2 separate regions of the Mus musculus genome follow, and region 1 is linked to region 2. A link is a loop called in an ENCODE intact Hi-C map of the cell type or tissue named here. Cell type or tissue: left cerebral cortex. All regions are shown on one strand. Links, peaks and the distances in the headings refer to the core of each region. The heading gives the core; the rest is flanking DNA.

Evidence for each region. Peaks named below come from ENCODE experiments on the same cell type or tissue, not always from the same donor. Only the 100,000 strongest peaks of a DNase experiment are listed, where the experiment ranks them.
Region 1: it touches region 2 in a loop (3-fold over the local background); 5 of 42 quality-filtered maps call a loop at or near these places.

Annotation. Positions count from the first base shown.
Region 1 is chr11:80,501,257-80,509,587 of GRCm38, forward strand. The region is part of intron 21 of Myo1d (myosin ID); the gene reads right to left. It overlaps C030013C21Rik (RIKEN cDNA C030013C21 gene), which reads right to left and starts at 7,850. Exons shown (of 3, transcript NR_126552.1): 1 at 7,300-7,850; 2 at 6,679-6,786; 3 at 6,154-6,289. Gm31109 (a long non-coding RNA gene) reads left to right here and starts at 8,021. Exons shown (of 2, transcript XR_003949722.1): 1 at 8,021-8,105. In left cerebral cortex, for the core only: a CTCF peak has its summit at 2,926; DNase peaks (open chromatin) are centred at 2,318, 3,014, 4,526, 5,854 and 2 more places; H3K27ac peaks cover 6,414 bases.
Region 2 is chr11:80,562,018-80,570,348 of GRCm38, forward strand. The region is part of intron 20 of Myo1d (myosin ID); the gene reads right to left. Among named protein-coding and RNA genes, the nearest start is that of Gm38907, 53 kb to the right of the region's middle. In left cerebral cortex, for the core only: a CTCF peak has its summit at 670 (motif pointing left); DNase peaks (open chromatin) are centred at 683, 900, 3,502, 3,742 and 1 more place; H3K27ac peaks cover 1,571 bases.

The DNA.
Region 1 (8,331 bases), core at 160-8,159, 61 kb before region 2:
GAACCTTGAAAAGTCAAAACCAAAAGTCCTGGGCTGGAGGGACGGCTCAGGGGTAAGATGCTGCCGAGCTGAGGATCTGAGTGTGATCCTGGGACTCACAGAGTGGAAGAAGAGAACCAAGTCTACAAGTTGTCCCCTGCTCCTTACCTGTACACTGTGGACCATACTCCCCCATCAAACACATACATAAGTGTAATTTAAAAAATGTAAAACAACAATGATATAGATGGATTATTTCTGGACCTTTTTATTTAATTAAAACTTTTTTTTTGAGGTAAGTCTCCTGCAATCTAGGCTGGCCTCCAATGTCTACTCTCCCTACTCTGTCTCAAATAATGTGATGGGCACTTGGAATGAAGGGTGTAGGCTAGCTTTATACACTTTTCCTTTACGAAGTGGTTATTTAAAATGTTTTAGTGCAAGCCCGGCGTGGTGGCGCGTGCCTTTAATCCCAGCACTTGGGAAGCAGAGGCAGGCAGATTTCTGAGTTCGAGGCCAGCCTGATCTACAGAGTGAGTTCCAGGACAGCCAGGACTATACAGAGAAACCCTGTCTCAAAAAAATCAAACAACAACAACAACAACAACACCCCAAAACCCAAAACTTAAAAAAAAAAAACAAATAATCCAAAATCCAAGCCAGCCAACCAACCAAACAAACAAAACAACACCCCACCCACCCCCCCGAATTTTTGAGAGGAGGAAGAAGAAAATCTTCCCCTGTCCAGGAAGACATTTAGATGACAGCTTCAGGAGATGGGGCTACATGGGAGAGGAAACAGACTGGATTTGCATATTTACACAAGATGTTTTGAGTGTCCCTGTCCACACACAGGCCACAGCCTAGAGCTCTCTCTCATAGGTTCTGAATGCGTAGCCTGTTTCAGGGGGACTCTGTGTGCTGTCTAGAAGTCACATTTACCCAAATTACTTGGGATATGTGAGTCTTTAGGGTATAATAAATAAAATTATGCTAAAAAAACAAACAAGAGGAGGGGGAGGAAGAAGAGGAGGAGGAAGAAGCAGCAGCTAGGTGTGGTGGCACATTTGTAATTCCAGCATCTGCGAGGTAGGGACAGGAGAATTAGCAGTTCAAGTTCACCATCTTTACAGAGCTAGTTCTAGGCCAACCTAGAACTCCCATAACAAAACAAGAAGAAAAAAAGCAAGAATATTAAATACACAGGTATAATGTCCACAAGCACCAGTGTGTCTGTGTCTGTGTGAGATGACTGTGAAGCTAGAACGCCCACCTTCAGGCTTTATGTTTATTTCTGATACATAAATGGTAGGAGATTGTGGGCTGTTACAAAAGATACTAGACATTGATTCAGGGCCATGCAGGAACAGCTCAGGGGTTCTGGCTGCTAAGTCAGCTTCACCTTGAGCAATCAGGTATAACTTCCCAAGCATGCCAGAGGGCCTCCCAAAACTCAGTAGTAAAACAAATGCCTTGAGCTGGATGTGGTGGCACACGCCCTTAATCCCAGCGCTGGGAGGCAGAGGCAGGCAGATCTCTGAGTTCGAGGCTACCCCAGTCTATGAGAGTTCCAGGTCAGCCAGGGCTACACAGAGAAACCCTGTCAAAAACCACAAAGCAAAAACCTAGGGCCATCGAGGCAGCTCATATAGCCGAGGTACTTGCCACCACCCGAGAACCCAAATACTGGGAGGGCAGAACCAACCCCACAAATTGTCTCTGACTTCTACACCCACTTGTGGGATGTATACATGTACGTGTGTGACCACACACATGAACAAATTCATGCAATAATAAAGAATAACTAGAACAATATGTGAGGGAAACATCAAAAGCAACACCATCACCCAAATGCCCAGGGCTGGGGATATGGGTCATTGCCAGACAGCTTGCCTACACATAGGGACCCTAGTTCTGATCCCTAGCCCTGCATCAACCCGGCCTGGGAGGCACTGTTGTAATCCCAGCATTTAGGAGGTTCAGGCAGAAAGGTCAGGACTTTAGTTAGAGTGTCCTGGAGGTCAGGCTGAGTGAGACTGTAGCACAGAACAAACCAACGAAGACCAAACAACAAACAAATGCCTATTCGTGTGTTGGATAACTTTATGATTGGGTTTGTGGAGATACAAACTCTCCTGTTTTAGATGTTGCTGGCCTGGAATTCCCATGCTCAGGAGACTCTCCTGTCTTAGCCTCCTGGGTAAATCAGAATAGTACATAAAAGCAACGTATTGAAACTCAGTGTTGCCCAGGCCAAAGTGAAGAAGAGTTGGAGGCTGGGCCATCTCTGTGTCCCCCTTCTAAGCGGATGGCAAAGCTAGCGCACTCTCTTGAAACAATTCCTCCTTTTCAACCAGGAGGTCGCACTCCAGAGGCCCTGGAAGTTCTGAGCTGGGTTGCAGTTCCACTTTATAGAGCTCTCAGAGACCAGATGCATCTATCTACAAGCCAGGGATAGGATGGAGCCACTGCCAGGGGCCCCAGGGCCTGCAAAAGCCCACCTATTCACAGATACCACCTCTCTTGGCTACCTCTCACTAAGTAAAAGATCCGAATGCAATCTCTCTGGATCTCTCATGGGCAGCTGTGACCACTTTGAGCCCAGGCAGGGGATAGGCAGGTGCCTGGTCCATCCCTTCAGGCCAGCGAAGCCATGGCCAATGAACCAGACATAGGCCAGCGATGAGTGATTGGTGAGGGCGAGTATTCCTGCTGGGCTCTAACCCTCACTTCTCGAAAGGCTGGTCTCAAGTGAGGCATGAGGTCCCCAAGCTTGAACTGGCAGTGGGGCTTTCTCCGTCCCTGGCTCCCACAAGCTTTGCGGTTGGCCCTGGCCTGGGTGCTGCAGGTGCAGAGCTTAGTAGAGGCCACAAAGGGAAGGGGGCAGGGAATGGATGGCAAGGGAGCCTGATGGAGACAAAGGGAATCTGCGCCTGCCTCCGAGGAGGGTGGGCTGCAGGGAGGTGGCGCAGCCAAGGCTGCTTGCTGCTTTTAGCTCTGCCACTCTGTGGTTGCCATGGTAACACAGGCCTGGTGCTTCCATTTGACATTAAAATGCTGCTGCCGGCTGAGAGAGCGGGTGCTATAGCTGTGGGTGGGAAATGTGCGCACACACACACACACACACACACACTCTCTCACACAGAAGGACAGAGTGGCTTACTTGAGACTCTATGCATCATTTATAGTGTTCCTCTTAGCCTGTCTGCCCTCCTTCCCATGGCTGCTTTGTCTTTCTTGAGGTGATGATTTGGGGTGTGGATCGTCTGCTTGCATACTAATGAGCTCACTGAGTGCCCAAAGGGAAGGGGTTTACAGCTTTGGGTAAGATAAGGGCATATGATTAGTGTAAGAGAAAAGCCTTAAGCAACAGGAAACAAAGAAACAAACAAATGAGCCAGACAACTGTTAGGCAGAAAGAGTTTAAAAGGTAAGCAGCCCCTCCAGACAGCTGTGAGGCTGTGAGGAAACCCTGAAGGCTGGAGGCCCTGGGGGACTGTCCTGCTGCACGGACTTCACAGGACAGCTCTGCTCACACTCCTCCTCCAGAAAAAGAAAATCAATGTGTATCCTTTTTTGTCTTCCTTCCGGACCTAGTGCTATTATCTCTCTAACTATTCCAGCACCAACAGGAAAGGCTTGTCAATCTCTTGGGCTGGCACAGCTGGCACAGCTGAGCTCACTCGGTTCTTCTCTAACTGCTCGGCTGTGGTGGGACTTGCCTTGCACTGATGAGGGTGACCAGCCCTGCAACTTACAGGTGGAGGCCACGGAAGTCACCAAGGTAGGCTTCCCAGTGCAATGAGGCCCACAAACACCCTGGTGGCATGAGTGACTTGCTATGAAGTCACAGTGTTGGGGACATGACTGGGGAGTCTCTTTTGAAACCTCAGCACTGTGGGGCAATGAGTCTGCCTTTCCACACAGGCACTGTCCCCCTTATGACACATCTGGATCTGCAGCATCATGCTTTGTCAGATGACAAAGAGGCACTCTGATGAATAACAGGTGTGTGAGACACTGCTGTGGTTCCCAGTGTCAGAGGGCAGGGACTGTCTGAAGTGCTACTTTGCAAACCACACTAGTGATCTATTTAGACCGAAGCTCTGTCCATTTCAACAGCCCTATGTGTTTCATGGCTGCCCAGGGTTGCGCATCCTTCTCGCCAAGCCTTCCCTCAGCTGTGGAGGAGAACTACAAATGACACATGTCAACCTCTGTGGGTCCTGGATTCCAGAGCTTAGTCTTTCCATCCCCACAGGAAGGACAGAGCTCATCTTCCTGGCCGCTGGGGTGGGGATGTGAGGATGGCTTGGAATGACAGCAGGAGGAGATGAAAGTGACCTGGAAGGACTGAGAGCCACCACAGCTCCTCTCAGTGGGCTTCCTTAAGGACTGAATCTCAGCTTAGAAGCTTAGGATCCTAGAACAAAACTGTGAGTTCAACTTTGGGCAAGGACACATGCAACGCATCGTGGCTAGAAGGCTATTTATTTCCTCTAGACACGTCCATCCCCTGGGGACAGATGGCCTGTGCCTCCCTTGCTGCCTACTGCAATATTCTTGCATCCTGATGGTGAGGAAAGCCTTTGCAAACCATGACAACCAGCCTACTCCTTAGAAACACACCTAAAATAGGGATGAGGCCCAGCCATGACACTGATCCTGCAGTCTAACCACATGCCAGGATAGGGGAGTGCTATTCTTCCAGTGCTGACCTGTGTGGGACAAAGGCCCACAAAGGCCAACATGATTGTGAAAAATGGAGAGAAGCCAGAGGAAGTGAAGAGCGCTCTGAGCCAGGTGTGATCGTGCACATCCGTCATTCCACTAACAAGGCTGAAAACTTCAAGGCCAGCCTGTGCTATACTGAGAGGTCTTGTCTTTAAGAGAATTTCAATTTCTCATACAAATCCCTCCCATGGCATTGGATTAGGAAACAGTTCAATACAAATATCAGTGAAGTTCATAACTTTACCCAGGCATGGGCCACGCTGACTTGCCTATAGTTACTTCTGGGTCTATATAATCCTTCCTAGTCAATCTAGGTTATATCCATCTAGGTTCCTCTCACATGCTTAAAATACCCCAGTATGATAAAATTCATACTCCCCTGAGGATTCAAATACTTTATGTTCTGTGATTACATAATAGCTCACTAAAAACAACAACACTACAAACTCTACATGGATTATCACCGCATCCACTGTCCCTATGCCTGCCCTACTGCTACAATCTAATTTTGGCTCCAATGTTGAGTAGAAACCACCATGTTTGAGTTAGAGGTTTTTGAGCAATGAAAGAACTTTGCTCTAAACTACTGCAGTGTTCTGAAGGCCTTCTTCCCCACTTCTCCCAGATAAAATTACATGTACACAACACACCAAATAAATGAATAAATATGACATATTGTTTAACAACTACTTATGCAACAATTTGATACTGATGTCTCTTTGGAAATGAGTAACCAAAAATCCCCTCCATAGTACAGAGATGCAAAGAAATGAGCTATTAAGAGAGAAAATCAGTTTGTGCTTTTTACTTTATTGTTATTATTTTTTAGTTTGTGTGTATGAGTGTTTGTCTGCATGTAGGTGTGCATACCACAGCAACACCTGGTACCTGTGGAGGCCAGAAGAGGGCATCAGATCCCCTGGACCTGGAGTTACCGATGTTTGTGAGCCACCATGTGGGTGCTGGGCACTGAACCAGACCTTCTTAGATGCTGGATGCTGACTTAATGAGCATTATTACGGTACACGTGGTCAGCACTCTTGACAGATGAGATCTGCTGCCTCCTAAACAGACAGCAGAGTGTTGAGGGAGATGCAGGGCAGAGGGAGGACATGGTGGGAGGAGTAGGGAGAAGGTCAGCATGGCTCGGTGCGGGCGGAGTTTATGAAACTTAAAAGCAGTGTGAGGATGGACAAGGCAGTTGAGAACAGGGCTAGGGAGGTGCCAGAGCCAAAATATATTTCTGGTTTCCTTGTGGAAGAGCCAGATTGCTGTGTGTTCCATGCCCACATCCCAGTGATTGCTGGTCTCCTTACTATCTGAGATGCGCCCTCAGCCACTTAGCAGCACTGTGTGCCCACTGTACATAATGAAAGACCAGGAAGAGCCAGGGAGGAAGGAAAGGAAAAACAGGTACTTAGCACAGGAGGGACCTTGGTTATAATCGAACGGCTTTATTTCAGAGATACTATGCCTTGAGCTGGCTGGAGTGGTGCAAGCCTGCGGTCCCAGTACTAGGGAAATGGAGGCAGGTAGGATGAGGAGTTCAAGGTTAGCCTATGTTACAGAGGAGACCCTGCCAAAATAAACCAGGAAAGGAGAAAAAACTCACCCACCCAACCAAGCCAACAAAATGCCCTCAAACCACATAGGTGGTTAGTGGCAGAGTGACACTTGTATGGCACACCCAAGATTCCCACCCACTCGTTCATCGACTCACCCACTCTCCTACCCACCCAACTCACCCACCCACCCGACTCACCCACTTACCAACCCAACTCACTCATTCAGCCAAACCATCCACTCACCCAAGTTCACTCACTCACCCACGCACCCACCCACGCACCCAACTCACCTACCCACCCTCACCCACTTACCAACCCAACTCACTCACTCACCCACCCACCCATCTGCCCGCCCACTCAATTCACTCATAGGAGAAAGGGAGGCAGCACAGATCAGCACCTCTAATGGGAGTACACGAGAGCCACAGCAAGAGTCCACAGGAAACCCACAGGTCTGTCAGGAGTCACTCCTGTCAGTCTCATGACCAACTAGACCTTCAGGGCCATCCTGTGGGAGGGAAAAATGGCTGGGGGGGCAGTCTTTTCTGGCCCTGGACAAGTCGGGATCAACAGGGCAAATTTCCTAACCTCTGCTTGCCTCTGTCCTGGGCCATGAATGGGAATCTAGGGGAGATCCAAACTGAACGATCCAGGACAGAGTACGCTCAGCACCATGGCTGGAGAGCCACAACAGCCTCACGAGCACACCCTGTGATCGCTGTGCTGATGACCACAGAGCTGCGACAACCAGGGGTCAATTCGTTTTTCTTACAAAAAAGCATCAATGGCTTCATATGCTCAGGAAAGCACATCTATTCTCTCCGATGCTAAATGAGCATATTTATCTGTGTAGTTTCCCACGCTATAACCACCCCCGTTTCTGATTTTGATGGACCGTGTTTCCTTTTGATGTCACCTCAGGGTTTTTTTTTTTTTTTTTTTTTTTTTTTTTTTTTTTTTGCTTTGCTGGTGAGAAAGTCCCAGTTTAGTTTCACAATTAAAAAGAGAGTCACACACACACCTCTGTTGAGTATCCGGGCCCCTGCACACTTGCTGCTCAGGCCACCGGTTCAAGTTTAGGGTACAAACAGGAAACTGTTCATTCCTACTTCGTTACTTCTGTTTCCCGAGGCATCAACACAACTTGGGTTACAGCTGAGATTAGAAACCGGAAGCAGTCAGTAGGCAACAGCCTGGGCTACCAGTTGTGAAGTGGCAGCAGGAGGTTTGATCTACACAGACACATGGACTCTGAAGGCCTTTGATGCCGCCTGGGCCACCGGGTGGGTATTCCTCTGACATCCACTCTGAGGGCCCAGACTGCCACCCGCAATCTCCTTCCCCACACTTCTTTCTAAGGCTTGGTAGCTTGCTGCGAGTTAGCTCTTGGTTATTTTTAGCCCCACTAACTGCTTGAGAGGCAGCTGCAAGGCGGCAGCTGTGGAAGGCAGCTGCCGCGGCTTGATCTCTAGCCGGTATTATCTGACAGCTCTCGGCATGTGAGTTCTAAGATCCCCCTTTCTTTAGGTGAGCTCACAAGCTTTTCTCCTGGGGATGACATCAGATCTGTGTGTCCGATCACCTGCTCTGGTGGGGGACATGTGCAGAATTCCGCTAGAAAGGGAGATTCCAAATGTTTCTGACCCATAAACGCCAGGTGTGACGCAGGGGCCCTCCCACAGGGTTTCTAAGATGAGGGAGCGCCACAGAACTTCTGTCCTGCAAACTCTGATGTCACAAAAGAATGCAGAGAGAATGAGGCAGCTCACTAGCCTGCCTGGAGCCCCCTTCAGAGCCAGCATCAGATGAGACAGGTACCAGGCTGATGTGCGTACGCTATCCAGGAGAACTGGTCCAGATCCCATCTCCTCTGCTCTCTTGCATGGCTTTGCTTCTTGGCACACACACACCTCCTGCCTGCCTTTCTCTGGAGGGTCTTCAGCTACAGCATACAGCTTTTTGCCTTTAGGCTTCTGCATAGACTGTTTCCAATCTAGGTGGCGTTTAGACCTGCTTCTAGGTGTTAATTTGGGAGCTTTTTCTTGCTCCCATG
Region 2 (8,331 bases), core at 308-8,307:
AGAACTCTACCTGGATCTTTTAATATAACCAAACCAAAAAGATTGTGTGTGTAAAAGATTGTGTGTGTGTGTGTGTGTGTATCCACGACACATACACATAGGTGCCTTTGGGGTTCAGAAGAGAATCTCTTGGAGCTGGGGTTACAGGTAGGTGCAAAGTACTTTATGGGGGTGCTGGGAACAGAAATTGGGTCCTCTGGAAGAGCAGTATGCATTCTTAGCCTCTGAGCCATCCCTCTAGTCAGTAATGTGATTTTTTGAGACAGAGTTTCTCTGTATAGCCCTGGCTGTCCTGGAACTCACTTTGTAGACCAGGCTGCTCTCGAACTCAGAAATCTGCCTGCCTCTGCCTCCCGAGTGCTGGGATTAAAGGCGTGTGCCACCATGCCCGGCTCAGTAATATGATTTTTAATTGATATCTATATCTTACTTATTTTTTATAAATAACAGGTAAAAGAAGTAATGAACTGAAAATTAGAAATATAACCCCACTCTTATACAACTTGAATTAACAGTTCAGCAGGATTTTTAAAAATTGAGGTGTAGGGGATGAAGAGGTGGCTTATCAGGTGAGAGCTCTGGCTGCTCTTCTAAAGGACCACGACAGCTCAGAACTCTCTGTGACTCCAGTCCCAGAGCATCCAATGCCTTCTTCTGGCCTCCGAAGGTACTGCATGCATATGGTGCATAGACTTACATGCAGGCAAAGGCCCATACTCATTAAAAAAAAAAAAAAAAAGAGATTAGGCATCTAACTGCTGGTAGGAATGTAAATGTATTGCTATCATAGAAATCAACACGGAGATTCCCCAAAAAACAAAAGACAGCTACTAAATAATTCAGCAACAGCACTCCAGGCATACAGCTGAAGGAGGGAAACATAACAGAGCGCTGCACACTCATGTCCACAGCAGCCAAGCTGAGAAGCCAGCCCAGATTCCTATCAACAGATGGATGGGTTAAAAGGTGGCATATGTACTCAGTGGAATTTTGCTTAGCAGAAAGAAAAAAAGGATGTTATGTCTCTTTGTGAAACATGATCAGGCCTGGAGATGATTATGTTAAGTAAGGCAGACTAAAAAAGACAAAGGTTGCACGTTTCCTCCTCTATATAGAACCATAGATTTCTCCCATATGTGGAATCTAGATATATATGATATGAAAATTGCAGGGGACTAGTCAGGAAACAAGGGGAGTAGTGGGAGGGAGAGGGGAAGACGGAGAGGAGAGTGGCGAGTGAATATTCTCAAAGCACACGATACATACGTCTGAAATGCCAGAAAAAGCATATTTTGTACGTTTGGTATGTTCTAAAGCTGAAGTACAAGTTACAGTATAATTTGCATGTGTGTTGTATGTAACATTTATTAACATTCACAGATCCCCAAGCATACAGATGGGCAATGCTGACACTAACACTGAGACAGGAGACACACCTGCGCACCAGAGTGCTCTCCTGGCTGCTCTTTTCCGTTTTTTCAGTTTTAGCTCCAGATCTGCATAAAACTGTATTTTGGGGGACTTTGGGGATTTCAGTATCTTGAGAGTAGGTGGGTGGGCGTGAAATAGTCTCACTCTGCCATGCAGCCAAACTCGAACCTGCAGCAGTCCTCCTCCAGTGCACAGAGCACTGGATTACAGATGCTCTATTACAGATGCTCTAGCTGCTGTGCCCAGCTGTAAAAACTCTATGGGCCACAGAGACGATTACTGTTGAACTCAGGGGTCCACTGTAGTAACAGTAAACTATTTGCCCTATCCTTGATTTACATGGGCATATACTACCAGACTAAGAATTAAAAAAAAATTATTGATCTTCAGAGAGCCTGGTAGACCCTGTCTCAAAATAAAACCACAAACAAACAAATAAATGCAAGCCTGGGAATGTAGTTTGGTGGGAGAGTGCTTGCTTAGCATATGTAAGGCCATGTGTCCAATCTTTAGTACAGAAAAATAAGCACATGCATGGGAAAGCTAATTTAATACATTTATATTAATTGTTTGAGAATTTATAAAACATATTTTAATCATCTTTACCCTCACTTCTCTTCTGATTGCTCTACTCTTCGCTGCTTCAGCTCCTCTTTCTTTTTGTAAAAGTTATCCACTGAGTCCAATTTGTGCTGACCATATACTCGTAGGTGTGGGGCCATCCACTGCACAGCATCAACCTACCAGGCGACACACCCTTAAGACTGTCTCTCCTTCCCCTAGGAGCTGTCAGAATCTGTAAATCACTCTTCAGTTAGGGTGGGGGTTCACAGTGCTCCTCCCTCCGGGCTAGAATGCTGACCACAGCTGTGTAAGTTCCGGAGTACAGCAGTCCTCTCTCATCTAGGAGACGCGGCTTTGCTCGGGTCCTCCTTGACCTCTGGGTCTTACAGTCTTTCTGCTTCCTCTTCTATAGTGTTCCCAGCCCTGGCAGGGGGTGATGTCCCACCTGTGGCTGAGCACACCACCAACTGGTATTCTCTGCATTTTCATTGGTTCTGAGTTTCTTGCTAACTACTACTGCACAAGGAAACTTATCAGATGAGTTCTGAGAGCTACGCTAATCTACAACAAATTCTAATTTTTAAAGGTGATTATGCTGGTGAACTTAAAAAGAGGCTATTTAAATTCTTAGAGCAACAGAATGTAGCTTCTCCTTTCCCCCATGATTACCTTTGGCCTTGGTGTGCCATGCAGTGGCTGAGCACTTGGCTTGCACTCTTGGGTCCCTGGGTTCAAACCCTCGCAACCACCAAAAGTGCATGAAGGTAGTTTGAAATTTAAGCTTGTTGGTTGCTGTAGCAGGTAGGGGTCATAGTCTGCTGAGGGTCACTGTAACTGTCATTTTCCTTGTCTGTTTTCCTTCACATTCCCCTTTCTGTTGTGTCCTTACACCTCAACCTGATTGTACCCCCATGTGCATGTCAGACAAAACCGTGCGTCCTAGAAATAACAGCTATAAAATGCAGAATTTTAAAAATGAGCTCCAAGAAGCCACAGATGTTTGGAGCATGTGACTCATAGGCAAAGGCTCAGTGCTTTATGACAAGAGACTAAACAATATGATAGGCTGGGTCATAGTAACAAATTCTCCCCTCAGGGACCACAGAGAACTTCCTGGGAGGAGACCACTGTGTCTCGATTCCCTTTGTGGGGGGGGTCGGGGAAGTGATTTACTCTGTGGTTCTCTCAGCGGAAGACCTCTTCTCTCAGCTGGCTCCAGCCCTCTCAGCACATATCCTAGAAGACCACAGTAACTTGGGCACGTCTGCCCTCCAGAGAGATGTAGGTGTGGCTGAAGTCCAAGTGGCCATGGAATTTCTCCAGGTCCTGCTTGTCTTCTGAAATATACACTGTCTCCTGAATTTCCCATTCTCTACTTCATTTCTTCAGCTTGACTACAGGGCCATAATAATTATGCTCTTTTGATCTCAGCAAATTGATTTGGCTCCTTCTCAATGGAGAACGCTCTGTTCATTCTGTCTTCCCATCGACACTTGGAAGCCAGTTGGGCTGCCTCTTCACAGGGTTCCGTGTAATCTCCCTCTCCCCCAACCCCCACTCTTTCCTCCTTTTCTCCTCCCTCTCTGCCCTCTTGCTCCAGCCTTCTTGTCTCAATAAGATTTAAACCCCAAATCTTACTGGTACTGCTTCATCAGGGACATATCACTGCTTAGGATAAGTGAGAGTTTATCTTCTTGTAAACAACTAAATGCTTGTGCCCCAAGCTGACTGTCCCCTAGGTTACCATGTTGAGAGGATGCCAAGTCTTACAGAGCACAGACATTCTGGGTCAGCAGTATTGGTACTGGGCCAGACAAACTCTAGGGCTTCAGTGTTTCACACCCATTGTTTATCCTAGTCTTTTTGCTATTGTAATAGCATGATATCACAGCATCACAGGCAAGGCAAATGATGAGGAAGCAAGGTTTACTGTGGCATACAACTCTGGTACATCGTTTAGGGGAAGATGTAGAAACATCCTTCTTGCTAATATCTTGTAGAGTACGTGTGAATTCTTAGGTCTTTCTTCCAACACAGCCATCAGTTTTCAACAAGGGCTCTATTCTGAAGACCTTATCCGGTGATAATCGCCTCCTAAAGGCCCCACCTCCAGCCACATACTTTGATTAAGTTTCCAGCCTTGTAGATAGTCACCACCGGGATCCAGTTCCCATGTGGGTCTCACAGGAGCCAAATGGGTCTCAGTGCACAGAAGTTGCTGAGAAGCAGCCTTAGCATTTCCCAGCTGATGCCCAAGGCACCACGCAGCAGAGGTGAACGGGCCGCACTGACCCTTCCAAACTCAGCCCACAGAATCTGTGAGCATGATAAGATGGTGATTTAATTATTTATTTCTCCTGGGTCTGGGTTGCTTTGTTACTTAGCAACAGTCACTGGAATAAAAATCTGGAGAGAAGAGGGGATGCCACTGTAACAGCCTTAACACAGTTGGCATAGGCTTCGGGATGTGAGTAGGAGGTGGAAGAGAAGCCTCCTGGGGGACTCAGGGATGAGTTTCTAGGAGGTGTGAAGTGAAGGCAGCTAGGAAGGGAAGAAAAACAACCTCAGAGCAGTATAAAAGGCATTGTGGTTATGAAGGGGTGGTAATGTGACTACACTGGTGTCAGTGAGGTGGTGGGGACAGAGAATGTCATGGTCCAGATAAGGAGGTTTTAGATAGAGTGAAGGGAATTCCGGCTGGCTTTCTGCTATGAAAAATGTGAGAGGAAAGAAGAGACCCAAATAAAGAACTGTTCATCTTTCATGCAGTATTTAGAGGAAATATAAAGAAGTCCGCAACTGCTGGGCTTCAAAATACAACTGTTCCTTATTCTCAGCTTCTCCAGATGGCAAATGATTCTTCAATTAAGAAATGGTTTCAGGGCAATGGATCAAATCCAGAGGAGGATTGTAAGATCCATTGTCGCAACCTCAGAAACATCTGAAGCATTGCTTCAAAGAGTCTTCCAGACATGAAAGACGCTGTAAAGATCTTCAGGGCATGCCTTGTGAATTCTCTCCATTGACACCAGGGTTCTAAGAGTCTCAAGGACCCTGTCACAGCAGCACAAGACGTTCAAACATGGAGCAGTTAGTTTAGCAGATTCCTGGCTGTGCTCCTCTCCCTCTAACAGAGAAGACCATGCGCAGTAGCTCCATCTAGATTCACAGGGGTGGGTTTAGATTTCAGATAGCACTAAAGGAACAGAAGTCACACAACACAGACACTTCTGAACCCCTTTTCTGTGGGAAGTAGTAGGTTATGAAGGCAAGCTGCAAACACAGATGACCAGGGGTGATGAGCCTCCCAAACACTCTCCTTCAAATGGGGATCCATGGAGGCTACTCCATCATAGTCCATGGACAACTTGTTTAGTTCACTGATCTTAAGATGGAAGGAATGCTATTTAGGGAGTGCAACCTGGACTCAATTAAATGATTACGATCTTGGTTTTTGACCTTGAAACCTTATACCATCAGGGGACAAAACTTTGGGGGAATCTCGGTTTTTGACCTTAAAACCTTATACCATCAGGGGACAAAACTTTGGGGGAATCTTGGGAGGGAAAGCACACATTTATTTACACACATACACACTCTTTCTCACATTCTCACACACACTTGGTTCTGAGTGCTGAGCCATAGGTATAGTAGGCAGGTGCTATGTCATGGAACTATATGGAATGACAGTATCAATTTCATGCTTTTAAAAAATAGAGTGCTGGGCATTCAACCAGAGAAATGCATGCTTGCATGCTGTCTTTTTGAGACAGGGTTTTTCTGTGTACTCCAGGCTGTGCAGGAACTCACTCTGTAGACTAGGCTAGCCTCAAACTCAGAGATCCACCTGCTTCTGCCTGCCTCTTGAGTGCTGAGATTAAAGTTATGCATCACCACTGCCTGGCAACATTCTAAACAGAGAAATTTGAGGTTGTATTTATTTGTTTGTTTGTTTGTTTTGCAGAGGGTAGCTTGTGGGGAATTTCAAACATGATCCCAAATTCTTTACCGCTATTCCCATTGAATTGCTCTTCCTTTTGTTTGAGGGCTATGCTACGAAGTGCCTTTACCTAATAAATGCACCAACACGAGGCTGAGTGCCTTTTAGTATAGACAATGCAGTTCCCTGAGTGCCTCACATGAAGACCACAGCCAGGAGTGGTAGTACCAGTCTGTAATACAAGAAGTCAGGAGGCTGAGGCAGGAGGATTATGAGAGGAGGAAGAGGAGGAGGAGGAGGAGGAGGAGGAGAAGGAGAAGAAGGAGAAGGAGGAGGAGGAGGAGGAGGAGGAGGAGGAGAGGGAAGAAGAAGGAGAAGAGAGAGAGAGAGAGAGAGAGAGAGAGAGAGAGAGAGAGAGAGAGAGAGAGAGAGAGAAGAAACTTGCAGATCTCCATGCTTAGAGAAGCTAAGAATCTCGAGGCTTTGGAGACATTCCAGTTGCCATCTTCACACTTACGGCAAGTGCTGACCACTAGGTGAGCCTCCCAATGACCTGAGTCCCTAGCCTCTGAGGTACTGGAGATCCTGGACCCTAAGGAACAGAGATTCACCATCTGCTTTGTTAGATTCCTGACTCAAGAAATGAGAACCATAAGATGTCTTGCTTCTATGTTTGAGATAGTTAATTCTTTTTAAAAGACTGTTTCATTAAGTAGCCTTTGTTTATCTGGAACTCACTTTGTAAACCATGCAGGACTTAGACTCAAAAGAGGTCAAGTTGCCTCTGCCTCCTGAGTGCTGCAATGTATTGCATTTTTATGAATTTACTGTCTGTGTGTGTCTATGTGGAGGTGAGGGGAAAACCTATGGCCCTGTGGGTTCTAGAGACTGAACTCAGACTGTCAGTTTTGGCAGCTGGCACCTTTACTTGCTGAGCCAGCCCAGGATAATTTATTATTCATCAATTGTAACCAAAACATGTGTGGTGGTTTGAATAGGTATGGCTCCCATAGATTCATGCGTGTGAATGCTTGGTCATAGGAAGTGGCATGATCAGAAGGCACTGGCCTTGCTGAAGGAAGTGTGTCACTATGAGGGGTGGGCTTTGAGGTCTCTTTTGCTCAAGCTACACTGAGTGTGGCACACAGTTCCCTTCTGCTGCCTGTGCATCAAGATGTAGAGCTCTAAGTTCCTTCTCCATGTCTGCCTGGACACTATCATGCTTCCTACCATAACAATAATGTACTGAACCTCTGAAACTGAAAGCCAGACCCAATTAAATGTTTTCCTTTATAAGAATTGCCATAGTCATGGTTTCTCTTCACAGCAATGGACCCTAAGATAAATGAACCCTTTTTGATGGGGGGAGATGTTTAGAATTGAACCCAGGATCTTGTCATGTTAAGTACATGTTTAATCTTTGAGAACTACACTTCAGCTCCAATAAAGACATACTCATTTTATAAATATATTGTGGGAGCTGGAGAGATGGCTCAGCGGTTAAGAGCACAGACTGCTCTTCTGGAGGTCCTGAGTTCAAATCCCAGCAACCACATGGTCGCTTACAGCCATCTGTAACAAGACTTGATTCCCTCTTCTGGTGTCTAAAGACAGCTCCAGTGTACTTACATATAGTAAATAAAATAAATCTTTTAAAAAATTATTGTGGAAAGACTACCTAGTTGTACCTAAGACTCAATTCCCTAATAAACAAAAAAAAAAAAATATCCTCTTGACAAATTGTATTTTAAATGTGATGGGGGGGCTCTATATTGGAAATGCTTTCTACCTAAATTAAACAGAACCAAGTAATTATTTTACTCTTTTAGGAACTAAGCATCATAGTGATGAAAATTAATTAGCGTGTTTTAAAACAGATGCATCTAAGGGATGCTGAAGTCCCCAGGACCACACTCTTGGGCAATGTTCTCCAAATACTATACCAATATATATATGAACCATCTGGCATTTTAATGGTGAAAAAACCCTATTATACAAAATATGGGCCTTGGGCAATTAAAAAATGTAGTCTTAAAACCAATAAAACTGATTTTATACACAAGTGCTTGCTAAGAATCTAGTAGTTCTGATCAATGTTATTCAAGTCAACGAAACTAATTGTAATCGGCCGATTAAAGGGCTAATTTACATCACTGTCTAACAAGGGCTTTCCACTTTTGATTATAACACCTTGATGTAACCCTCCAAAAGAACTGTTCTGCAAGTTTCCAACCTTAATCCATCTCACTACATGGAATAGATGACAACTTTGATTCTTCTAAATATTTCACATATCCTGACAGAGGTCAAGGGCACCATCAAGAAGAATGTTTACAGCCTATACGTCATTCTTGTTGCAAATGAACTGCATACTTTAGAAATGAAATATACACTCA